Regions from separate parts of the Mus musculus genome. Here region 1 is linked to region 2. A link is a contact called in ENCODE Hi-C or POLR2A ChIA-PET data. All regions are on one chromosome and are shown on one strand. Each heading gives the region's core, a stretch centred on a gene start or an enhancer-like site at or near the end of the contact. The rest is flanking DNA. Distances are from core to core; before and after follow the strand shown.

What was found. A loop is a pair of places that touch in the nucleus more often than their neighbours do. ChIA-PET counts read pairs that join two places held with the same protein, here RNA polymerase II (POLR2A).
Region 1: a map of heart shows a loop between it and region 2 (2.6-fold over the local background). The contact joins the promoter of Erg28 here to the promoter of Nek9 in region 2. A Hi-C loop is called at or near these places in 6 of 37 maps with a recorded cell type or tissue (heart, left cerebral cortex and v-Abl transformed pro-B cells). POLR2A ChIA-PET finds 5 or more read pairs at or near these places in 1 of 5 experiments (embryonic stem cell).

Annotation. Positions count from the first base shown.
Region 1 is chr12:85,823,052-85,828,841 of GRCm38, reverse strand. It overlaps Erg28 (ergosterol biosynthesis 28), which reads left to right and starts at 3,949. Exons shown (of 5, transcript NM_021446.3): 1 at 3,949-4,371. Ttll5 (tubulin tyrosine ligase-like family, member 5) reads right to left here and starts at 3,922. Exons shown (of 34, transcript NM_001081423.3): 1 at 3,756-3,922; 2 at 2,218-2,389. The coding sequence starts at 2,291.
Region 2 is chr12:85,335,096-85,340,848 of GRCm38, reverse strand. It overlaps Nek9 (NIMA (never in mitosis gene a)-related expressed kinase 9), which reads left to right and starts at 1,487. Exons shown (of 22, transcript NM_145138.2): 1 at 1,487-1,846; 2 at 4,364-4,541. The coding sequence starts at 1,628. It overlaps Tmed10 (transmembrane p24 trafficking protein 10), which reads left to right. Exons shown (of 5, transcript NM_026775.4): 5 at 1-235.

The DNA of each region.
Region 1 (5,790 bases), core at 2,700-5,199, 490 kb before region 2:
AGAAGTATGCAAAAACTCCATGAATTTAGATGAGGGTTGGGAAATCTACTAGATAATTAGCATTTCTCAATTATAAATATAAGCAACAGTCAGTTATATTGTATTATCTGTGTTCATCATCTAAGCCACTACGCAGAGATTTTAAAAAATTAAGAAAAAAGGAAAAACAAGAGTAAAAGAACAACCCTGGTTGGCATTAAATACTTTCTAAAATGAGTAAAAGGAAGTAGACTGAAGTAAGATGTCGCATGAAGCAGAGGAACCAGAGGGAATTACCCATCTAATTATCTGAAAACAGTGACCCCAATACACTGTCAAGTCATTATGTGCTGTGAACTAACAATGATAAGCCTTTCCTGGAAACTTAATGCTGTAACTATTTCTCAAATATTGTTAATATAATCTTCTACCTTATACAGTCTACCATGACCGCATTAGCTACTAAGAACAATGCCTTACATTTATACCATGCTTCATAACTTTATCAAGTACTTTCATGTGTATTATAGTTTGAACCTAATCACACCCTTTCAAAATAGGCTGGGAGCTACTCGGGTTCTAGAGTGTGTATTCTAAGGGACTGAGAAACGGCTTAAGCTAAGAAAAGTGACTTATTCACGCCTAAAATCTCAAGCACTAGGAAGCTGAGGCAGGAGGACTGCTACGCATCTGAGGCCAGCCTGGGTTACCTAGTGAGCTTCAGGTCACCCTGGCCTCAAGATTATATTTATTTGTGTATTTGTGTGTGTGTGAGTGTGTGTACATTTATGTAAAGATAATTTTTTTAAAAAGAAGCTATGAATTTGAGGAGAGGGAGTGGAAGGAGAGGATGAAAGTGCAGTATACATATATGAGAGCTTAGAGTTATATATAAATAAATTAGATAAGCCTATCAGCTTTTCTCTTCCATATCGAGTAAAATTATGAGAGGTAAAAGTCCTCAAAACTGAGAGCTAAATTAGAATCACAATCCATCTCTTCTCTGTAAAGTGGAGATTCTTTGATATTTGTGAGTCTAATAAGGTGGAAATAATATTTTTAAATTAAAATCTCTCAGTGTGCATATTAAATGATCTACTCTACCATCTCTAGAAGCTACAGTTGGCCCTGTTAATCATTTTCATTATGAGGACCCAACAGTCAATGAATGACCTTGACCCTTAACCTGAAAGAACTTACAGAGAGCCCTTGTGGTTCAATGAACACGGCACAGGCTACAGAGCTCTAGTATTCTCATCGGAGCATCTTCACAGAGGTTCTGCTGTGTGTGGCCTGCCCTTCATATCATCACCGTTCTACAGCTGTAAATGCTTCAGAGAAAACTTATAGAGTCAAGGTCAGAGCCTAAGAACTTAACGTTTCACCAATCTCTAAAATTTTCAAAATCTCCAATTTTTCAATTACTAGAAGCTATGGTCAAGACACAAGGCTGACAAGATGACTCAGCGGATAAGGTGCTTGTCGCCAAACCTGACCCAAGTTCAATTCCCAGGACCCACATGATGGAAGGAGAGAACAGATTCCAGAAAGTTGTCCTCTGACTTCCACATCCGTACTGCACTCAGTTCACCTATTAGAGCCAGGAGATGGTGCATCAGGTAAATGTACTTGCTTGGAAGCCTGATGCCCCATGTTCAATCCCCCAAAACCCACAACAAAGCCAACTGCAGGGACTAGAAGGATGGCTCAACAGTTATGAGAGCTTCCTGCTCCTGCAGAGGAGCCAGGTTCATTTCCCAGCACTCCATCAAGCTGCCACAAACTCTGTAACTGAAGCTCCAAGGAATTCCATGTACCCTGGCCTCCTCAGGAACCTGCATGCCCATGCTGCACATAAACTCAAGCAGGCGAGTCTGTTTTAAAATGTGCACACAGAGAGAGAGAGAGAGGGAGGGAGAGAGAGAGAGAGCGCGCCAGATGTGGTGGGAGGTATGGCAACAGAAATGAGAGACCCCCACCTCAAAAACAAAGCAGAAGGGGGTGGGGAACCAAGTTCACCTGAGTTCCTATCTGAACTTTAGAACATCTAAAGGTGATATTGACTTAGAGGCCTAGAAACATAAGCCCACCCTTCGAATTTCTGAAAAAGGATGGGAAGTGAATAATATGATCTTGACTCCAAACACAGATGGAAGCTAGGGCCAGGCAACACAAAGAAGGAAACCTGGAGGTGAATAAAGGAACCCCCCCCTTAAGGGCGGGCTGACTGTCACTCACTCTTGGTTGGCCAGGTCCTCGTCCTCTGAGGACGATGCTGTCTCCTCCAGGTCCCGGGCCATCACAACTGGCATCTCCTTTGGGGTCTGTCATACAGTCAGCACACAGAGGCCTCAGAGACCTTTCTTCCTTGCAGTCTCACTGGATCAAACAATTTGGATGGCACAGACTCCTGTAAGAAAGTCAAAGGACTTCAAAGACAATGCAGTTGCATACTTCAGGATTTTTTGCATGATCTTTAAGATGAAAAGAAATATATTCCTGAGTATTTTCCAGTCTCTAGAAGCTTACCTTCTGCCACAGTGCACCTCACATATCACAAAAATCAAGAATTTTTTTTCTGTGTTTGTTTGTTTTTGTTTTTCAAGACAAGGTTTCTTTGTGTAGCCCTGGTTGTCCTGGAACTCACTTGTAGACCAGGCTGGCCTAGAGCTCAGAGATCTGCCTGCCTCTGCTGGGATTAAAAGGGTATGACACAAAATTTTTTTCAAACAGATACTGTCTCTGCTGTATCTAAAAAGCTGTTACTGAATTTGAGTCGTTTTATATAATAAAAGAGCAAGCACCAAAGGAGAGGCTTTAGGGCACTGATGTGGACAGTTGATAAGCCTATGTTTAGAAAATTCTTTGCTAAACAAATCTGACCAGGATCAAAATAAAAATCCAAGGTTCAAAACCCTTGCCAATATTTATACAGACTCTACCACAAGCAAACAGAATAAGCTGTTATGTTTCTAGGAAAACCAAATCACCCGAACTATTAATAAAAGGGTGGTGAAAATATTTCTCCTCAGCAGGGATCACATAAATGGCCGGGGAAAGGGGAAGTCAAATACTCTAATTATTGGTACTTTTTTTTTTAATCACACATTTTAATCCGGATATCAAGTAGACACATAAAATTAGGAAATCTCCAATTCCCAGGCTTCTAACTTCAAACACTTTCCATAGAGAAAAAGTTTCATGTTCGTTATAGAGAAAATAGAAACGTTTAGGGAAAACGCTTAACCTTAATGTCACTACTCAAAGATAATCAATTCGTGGCAATTCTCCAAGCTTTTGCTGGTCTGTGCATTGACTTATACAATAAGACTCTCAAAAACAAAGCAACTGCAGCAAGCAGCAACAGTGACTAACCCCGACCCTACACATCTTCAGCAGAAATGAGTAATACCAAACAACCTCAATGATTCTTTTCGGGTGATTCCTAAAGGAACTTCTCGACCTTACCCAAAAATGCTTGAGAGTCTTTTAAGTTAAAACCTTCAGGGATGCCCACCTTTCCTCGGCTCCCTGAAGAGTAGAACGAGATAAATGCTCAGGAAGTCCTTGCCCCTACAGGGACCAGCCGCCAGCTCCAGCCCAGCACACCCCAACCCCAGGCAGCTCCGCAGGCAAGGACGCGGCGACTCTGCCGCAGCGCTTCTGCCCAGCACGCCCGGAAGCCAACAGCTGCTCCGGAGCTCGGAGGGAAGCGCAGCGGCGCCCGCCTAACCCTGGAGCGCACCTCCCCGGAGCGCGCCGGCGCAGGCGTTTACCTGTCTCATCTTCTCACGGCTCGGGGCCGGCAGGCGGGGACCACGCTCTGCTTCACCTCCCTCCTCCTTCCCCAGCCCGAATCAACGCAGCCGCCGAAGGCTGCTTCCCCCGTTACTACAACAACCAACAAGCAACCGCCCGCTAAGAGCCACTGCGCAGGCGCCCGCCAGCGGCGCGAACAACGCTCGGCTGCGGGCGCTGACGGATGGCGTCACCACGGCGCGCTCAGACACCAGAGCCAACCCAGGCTGTCACCAGAAGGTTTCTTGGCTCCTTTTTCTCTCTGCGTTTTCCCCACCCCTAAAAGACTGACTCCAAACTCAGAGTTCCGCCACGCTCGACAGAAGGGTTTACCGCGTGAGCGGCGTAGCAGGAAGAGGCTCAGGCGGCGGCAACTGCTGATTGGCAGCAAAGGAGTTCACTCCCTATCGCCTGCTCGAACTGAGCCAGCGTAGCCAATCAGAACGAGGACTGACAAAAACAACCCAATCCTGGAGCTGGGCTGAGGGAGGGGGCGGGAACAAGTGGCCCAGGTGGACTTGGGACCGGAGCTGGCCTAGGGAGAGCTGGTTTGCGGATGCTGCTGATACTGCTGCAGTAGTACTGGATCGTCAGGTAGGAGAATTTGGAGTGGGATGTAGCACCCGAGTAAAACTATCTGCAAAATTTAGGAAAGTGGGGGTTGCCTGGAAAGCAACCGGAGGTGGTGGTGGAGGAGTCTAGAAACGATGTCCAAGAGGAGGTGCTAGGAAAATGGAGATTTGGTCAATTCTGGGGATGGGTGAGTGAACGGGCAGTCGTTATGAACCTAGCTCTGCAACGAGCTTTCACTTTTCCTCATGTATTATCGGGTAACCCTCGAGATAGAGGCTTATATCCCCATTTTACGGATGAGAAAACCGAGTCTCTAGAGTCTCACTGGCTTGTCTGAACCCCTCAGATATGAGTGGTGTAGCTAGGATAGGAGTCTGCCTCTATTGATTGTTAATTAGTATCGCATCCATGCTGACCTGGGCAAGGGTGTACCCCACCTCTCTCTCCACCTCATAACTCCAAGGGAATGGGTTTAAAGAATTGGTAGAGTCATACAGAAATGCTCTGGTGTGTTTTCATCAGCTCTGGGATTTCTAAGATCTGTGAAATAAATGGAGGGTGTAAGTTCTACGTTCTACTGAAAGGGAGTGTGTGCGGGGGCGGGCTGGGGGGATTTTTAAATAACCCAAGCTGGTGTTGAGAGGAGAAAGTAAAAAGAAGTAGATTGGCATATGCTGTAAGTGTCTGTGAAGATCAGCACACCCCAGCATCTCTAGACTGGGACAGTCCCCGTTTGAGACCTCTTTCCTCTGGGTCCACCCTTTCTCTCCTGGAGCCCTTTATAGTTGGTTTTTCGTCATCACTTCACTTGATGTCTATATACACTGGGTAGTAGGGAATCATACTGAAACATTACCACAGTGATAAGGGAAGCCTGATAGTTTCTTACAGCTTTCAGGCCAAAGCAGTTAGCCTGACAATAGGTAAATGAAGGGCCAATATGATGGTGGCTATGACAAATTGTCTCTGTGGGATCCCTTTAGAGCTGATGGAAATCACTACTCAGCGAGGCTTGAGCTAAACAAAAAGTACCGAACCTAGCTCTCTCTCCTACCAGCTTCCTCAAAAAATGGGAACTTTGCTGCACCTGGCCGCACCCACCTTTAATCCCAGCACTCAGGAGGAAGAGGCAGATGGATCTCTGTGAGTTCCAGGCCAGCCTGATCTATGTAGAGTTCCAGACTAGCCACATAGTAAGACCCTGTCTCTAAATAAATAAATAAGTAAATATTTTTTAAAAGATGAGAACTTTATCAAAACATTCTATGAGGGAGTATTGCAACAGAGTCCACAGACCCTGGCACTCAGCCACATATTAGCTATGTTACCTAAGCAAATCACTTAGCTCTTGGTTCTGATCCCCATCTGTAAAGTGGAAATACTAATAGTGCCTGCCTATCCTGATGTAGGGAGTGAGTGAAATAAGATGTTATATACTTG
Region 2 (5,753 bases), core at 238-2,737:
CACAACAGCATATCCGCTTTATAAACAGGTATATTATCTGCTTCCCTCCGTTCCAGCATAGTCAAAATAACTGAGAATCATACAGTTTCAACAAACCTTGTTCCTTACCATTGTCATGAACCCCCATCAGAGCCATCTTCTGTTTGTTAATGGGAAGAGGCATGTGGGATTTATACAGGCTCACCTGTTGGAGATGTTTGTGTAAACTTTCACAAATAAAAGCTAGCAGAAACCATTTGAGGTGTATTTGTCTGTTAATCTTTAGTGCCCCTTTGTCTGGGTGAGCAAGGATTCCTCTATAATTGTTGTTTTTTAAAGCACAGGGAGTGAAAACAGATAAATTAAAGAAAAAAAAAGTCACTGATTTACTGCAGGGCACTTAAGCAAAAGGATGTTTTAATCATTATGCTAATGAAAGAAATCTTGAGCAGATTTCCTCAGAAGGCTAGAGCTTTGAGAGCCAGTAAGATGGCTCTGTGGATAAAGGTTTTGCCATGCAAATCAGGCAACTTGAATTCAATCGGCACACACACACACACACACACACACACACACACACACACACACACACAAAACAGAGCCCTAATCACCTACTCCTTTGCTTTAGTTTCCCACTGTCCACAGGAAACACCAAACTGTACAACATACAAAGTGTACTTCCTGCTTCTGCCCAACAAGTGTAATGGCGCCAGTCCCATAACCTTAGTTTCATCACGCCCTGCCCTTTCCTAATTCTGGGGCCAGACTGCAGGGTTTGCCTCTCAAGTTCCTCCTAACTAGCTGTATCACCTAAAACAATCCCCACCCCACCCCCAACAGACACATAAACATTGTTTTCATGGCGCTCTGAGGATCTGGGGCCATAATATCATTAAAAAAAAAAAAAAAAAGAAAAGAAAAGAAAAACAAAACCCTTTAGCATTGTCCCAACTTAGGCAACCCTGTGGTGGTCATAGTCCTGCAACTTTATAGACTTAATGAAGAAGGAAAAGGAGGAAAAGGAGGAAAAGGAGGAGGAGGAAGAGGAGGAGGAGGAGGAAGAGGAGGAGGAGGAGGAGAGGAGGAGGAGGAGGAAGGAAGAAGGAATTGTTAAAGTTGTCAGAAGTCTAATGTTTTAGCTTGCTCCATTATCTTTGCTACACTATCGCTACAAAAAAAAAAAAAAAAAAAAAAAAAAAAAGGAGCCCTGCCCAACAAGCCAAGTGACAGCTAACACAGTCACAGCTCCTGGGACAAACGTGTCGCCAGGATTAGCCTGGACCACCTCCAAAATGTGACGCAGTCTGGAAAGCTGGTAGGGGGTTGTAGGGAAGCGGTCTGCAAACCCGCCGTGTGGTCACTCTTCCGCTTCCACGACACTCGCGGGTGTGAAGGCCAGCGACGCCCAAGGTGTGCGGGACGCATCTGCAACAAGTGGGCACGCGAAAGGCGGAGGGAAAACCTCGGCGAGCCGGAAACACTAAGAACCGCTTCCGGGTCAGGGGGCAGGAGCCACCATGGAAGCTCCCTGGGCCGCGGGGCCACCTAAGCCGCTGCCTGGCGTCTGAGGCCATTGAGGCGCTAAGCGGCCGGCCCTGCCCGCCGTGGATACGCGGGCGGCTCCCGGCGAGCTGCGGCCTCCGCCGCCATGTCGGTGCTGGGCGAGTACGAGCGACACTGCGATTCCATCAACTCGGACTTCGGAAGCGAGTCCGGGGGTGGCGGGGACTCGGGCCCGGGCCCCAGCGCTGTCCCAGGGCCGCGAGCCGGCGGCGGGGCGGCGGAGCAGGAGGAGCTGCACTACATCCCCATCCGCGTTCTGGGCCGCGGTGCCTTTGGGGAGGCCACGCTGTACCGCCGCACCGAGGTAGCGGCCCTCGGCTCCGGCCGCTGCCGGGCCTCCCCGCGCCCTCCTTCCCGGCCCCGCTTTCCAGTGCTGCTTGCCCCTGGCCCTCTATGGTCAGGCGTCCCTTGGGGTTTAGGTCTCGGGAACCCCACCGTGCTTTCGCTTCCCCTGCTGTAGGACATTGGTTTAATCACCGCTGTCACTGAGCGAGTCATTGAGCGGTCTTTTGCATTTTAGTTTTCCCATTTGTTAATTGGACTTAGCGATAACAACCTCGCCCCCCCCCCCAAAAAAAAAACCTTTACTTTTTTAAAGGTTATTTTGAGGTCCAAACGAAGGTGCTTTGCACATTGGGAACAATATAAAAAGCTTACTTGCTCTTTGGGAACAGTCTGTAAAAGCTTACTTCCTTTCGTATAGCTGTTGAAGGGCGGGATGGGGAGTTGGTGTGTACTTCCAAATAGCCACACTGGCAGCTACAACACACTGCTAGCCCTGTAGGCTTTGTTTTCTTGTTTTTGTTTTTGTTTTTTTCATAAATGATCACTCGGAGGATTTCCTTGATCACCAGAAAGATCATTGTTTGTTTGTTTGTTTTCTTGCTTTTCCTTCAGTGATTGTATAAGACAAATACTTTATTGGTGGAGTTGAGTCTGGAGAAACAAGGACCCCTTTCTTTGAGAACCCAAGGAAGCTAAGTCATTTTTCCCACCTTCTTGCATAAGGTCACAATGGAGAGACCCATGAGTTACTGAATCCAAAATTAAGAATGTGTACTGATTTAAAACCCTGTAGTGAGTCTACCTCCAAAAGTTAACCATAACTTGAGTCTAATCACCACAGCCTTAAAACTCTAGCTTTAGGGTAAACATTTAATGAGAACTTGCTGAGGTTGCAAAAGGTGATTCATGCACTTGCAATTCTAGTGTCTGCTCCCAGCCAGAACTTTTTGTGCTGGGGATAAAACGGGCTTTGCCAGTGCTCAGAAGGCATTCCACTACTGAGCCATACCTCCAGCGTCCAGCATATATCTATGAAAGATGGAAGAAAAGTAGTTGCAAGAAAATATCTTTGTGTTCTTTTCTATTCCAGTAACCAACCCATTAGTGGACATTATCATCTGTAGTCGCCTATGTTCTTATTTGTGCCGATTATTTTCTAGCATTTAAGTCAGTATAGTTAAGTGGCTCACTTTCTCACCGTTGAGCAGTGAGTACCAGTTTCCTATCTCTGTCTTATATGTCATGTTCAACTTGGTTACTAGCTTTGAGTTAATTTTATCACACTTCTCAGAACTGTATGACGCTATCTCTGTCACATGGTATTTATAAGATATGAACTTACAAAGCTTCTGAGAAGTAGCCCTTTCCCTCTAGGTTATAGTTACAGCAAGAAGACCAGCCAGTCATGTTAGTAACAGGGTCTTAGGTGTGGATATCCCAAGGAGACAAAAAAAAAAGCACTGAGGACTCCTCGCGGGCAGTGCAGGCTCTGAGGATGAGTGGTGTTTACACATATGGGAAAAAGTTTAAAGTTTTCCAAAAGAAACTTGCTGAGGTATCCTAAAGGAATGTTACAGTGGGTGCTGGTAGGCCAGGAAGCAGTAGCTAAAGAATGCGAAGTACCCCAAAATGGAAGTGACTGCACCTTATGAGGATTAAAAAAAGCAGGGGCCTGTGGGATTGGGGGGGGGGGCGTCTTATTCAGAAAGAGTAAATGAAAGTCACGAAGTTTAAGTTTATGGAATCAGGCAGGTTTAATATTTGCGTTTTATAAGCCCCTGCTGTTAGCTGGAGATAGTGCTGTGCACTTCTTCCTCAAATTCCAGTTCTGCCCCAAGTCCCATTATCACTAGGGACCCGCAGGATCCCTCAGTAGAATTCCTGAGATCAGGTCCCATCTAATACTAATACCCGGAACTAATACTGTACAAATTAAGAGTAGCAACAAAGTAGTGTTTTGATTTTTTTTTCTATAATTTTTCTGCATGTGTGTGGGAGTCAGTTCTTCCGCTGTACAGGTTCTTGGGGCTCAAATTCAAGCTATCAGACTTAACAGTAAACACCTTTACCCAGTAAGCCATCTTGCCAGCCCTCAAAATAACACTATATATATTTTTAAAAGATTTAGTTTCAGTTTTAATTCACTGTCTCTATGTGGGTATGTGCAAGTGAGGGTCGTCCCTTCAGAGGTCAGGAGCATTGGGTCCCACCCGGGCCCTCCCAGAGCCAAAGCTATAAGCATTTGGAAGCTGCCCAGAGTGGACACTGGTAATCAAACTCTGGTCCTCTGCAAAAGCAACATACTCTCTTAGACACGTAACCATCTTTCCAAGCCAGAAAATGCCACCTTCAGTCTTTGTCTCCCCTAGTTCTTCAGCAAAGTATAATAACTGTGCAGAACCTTAAGTCTGTCAAAAGGAGTAAAGAGTCATTCTTTGCCCCTCTAGGAGGCTCCTTTCTAGGCTCCCAGGTTGGGTTTGGATCCGTGCACTGCCAGGCGGGAGGGAAACACACTGGTCCTGCTCCTGTGTTGCAGGACGACTCACTGGTGGTGTGGAAGGAAGTTGACTTGACCCGGCTATCTGAGAAGGAACGTCGAGATGCCCTGAATGAGATTGTCATCCTGGCACTGCTACAGCACGACAACATCATTGCCTACTACAACCACTTCATGGACAACACCACCCTGCTGATTGAGCTGGAGTACTGTAACGGTAAGCAGTTCTCAGCGGGGTGGCCTTCTTACTACAAGGGAGAGAAAGGACCTGTAATGATAAAACTTCAAATGCATTTCTGGAGAAGTGGCTGAGGTCTTGCAGAGTTGATGATGTTCAGAGTGTGGGGAGAGTTTCCCTCCATCATTCTTTCTTATAGGTAGAGTTCCAGCCATCTCCAAGTTACTGAGTTTTGTGGTGGGGGATAGATTCTTTCTAGTTTTTGTTTGTTGTTTGGTTTTTATGAGTCTCGTGAGTCTCGATACATCTCAGGCTTGTATAACCCAGATTGGCCTTGAACTGACAGCAGTCCTGCTCCTGTCTCTGAAGGGCTGAGATTGCAGGTATCAGCCACCACTCCTGGCTCTGCAAATCATTTTGTTCAGTTGTATTTTGTATATATTTTTCAGGGCTTTCCTCATGGAATGACAGTTCATCACTTTAGACATAACACAGCACCACATGGTGCAAATGTTTAATGAACACTTATATGGGGTATTTATTTACATGAACTTAAGCTAATGCTATTCTGCTAATAAATCTAAAGATCATAACTGAATGAGAAAGGCAGTGTGGTGTGACCTTATGTTTCTGGTTTCTGATTTCTTGGACACATTTTATAGATAGAGATATAGATAAAGATATAGATAGAGATAGATAGCAGTTCTGCCTTGTTGAAAAAACTAAATTCTAACTGACCTCCCTCCCTCCCTGAGTTCCACTGCCCTCTAACTGTGGGGACACAGCCTTGTGCCTTAGTTGCCTCATCTTCGATGAATTTGTTGATTCTTAGGATTTATGAAGTGAGTTCTTACTATGAAGCAAGTGTTTGCTAACAGGCCTTATTATCTGCCAGTCTTATTACACATGAGACTCTCCAGAGTCCTTCTGAGCTGCACACAAAGGAGGTGCTGGCCTGTTCATCTGCACTGTTGCTTCATGATTAGTTCTGGTTCTGAACAACCCTAAATATACACTTTTTTTTTAAGATTTATTATTATTTTTTAATGTGCATTGGTGTTTTGACTGCATGTGTGTCTGTGTGAGGGTATCAGATCCCCTGGAAGTGGAGTCACAGACAGTTGTGAGCTGCCATGTGGGCGTTGCCCCATAAGTAATTTTTTTTTTTTTTTTTTTTTTTTGGTTTTTCGAGACAGGGCTTCTCTGTGTAGCCCTGGCTGTCCTGGAACTCACCACTGCCCGGCTCTAGGA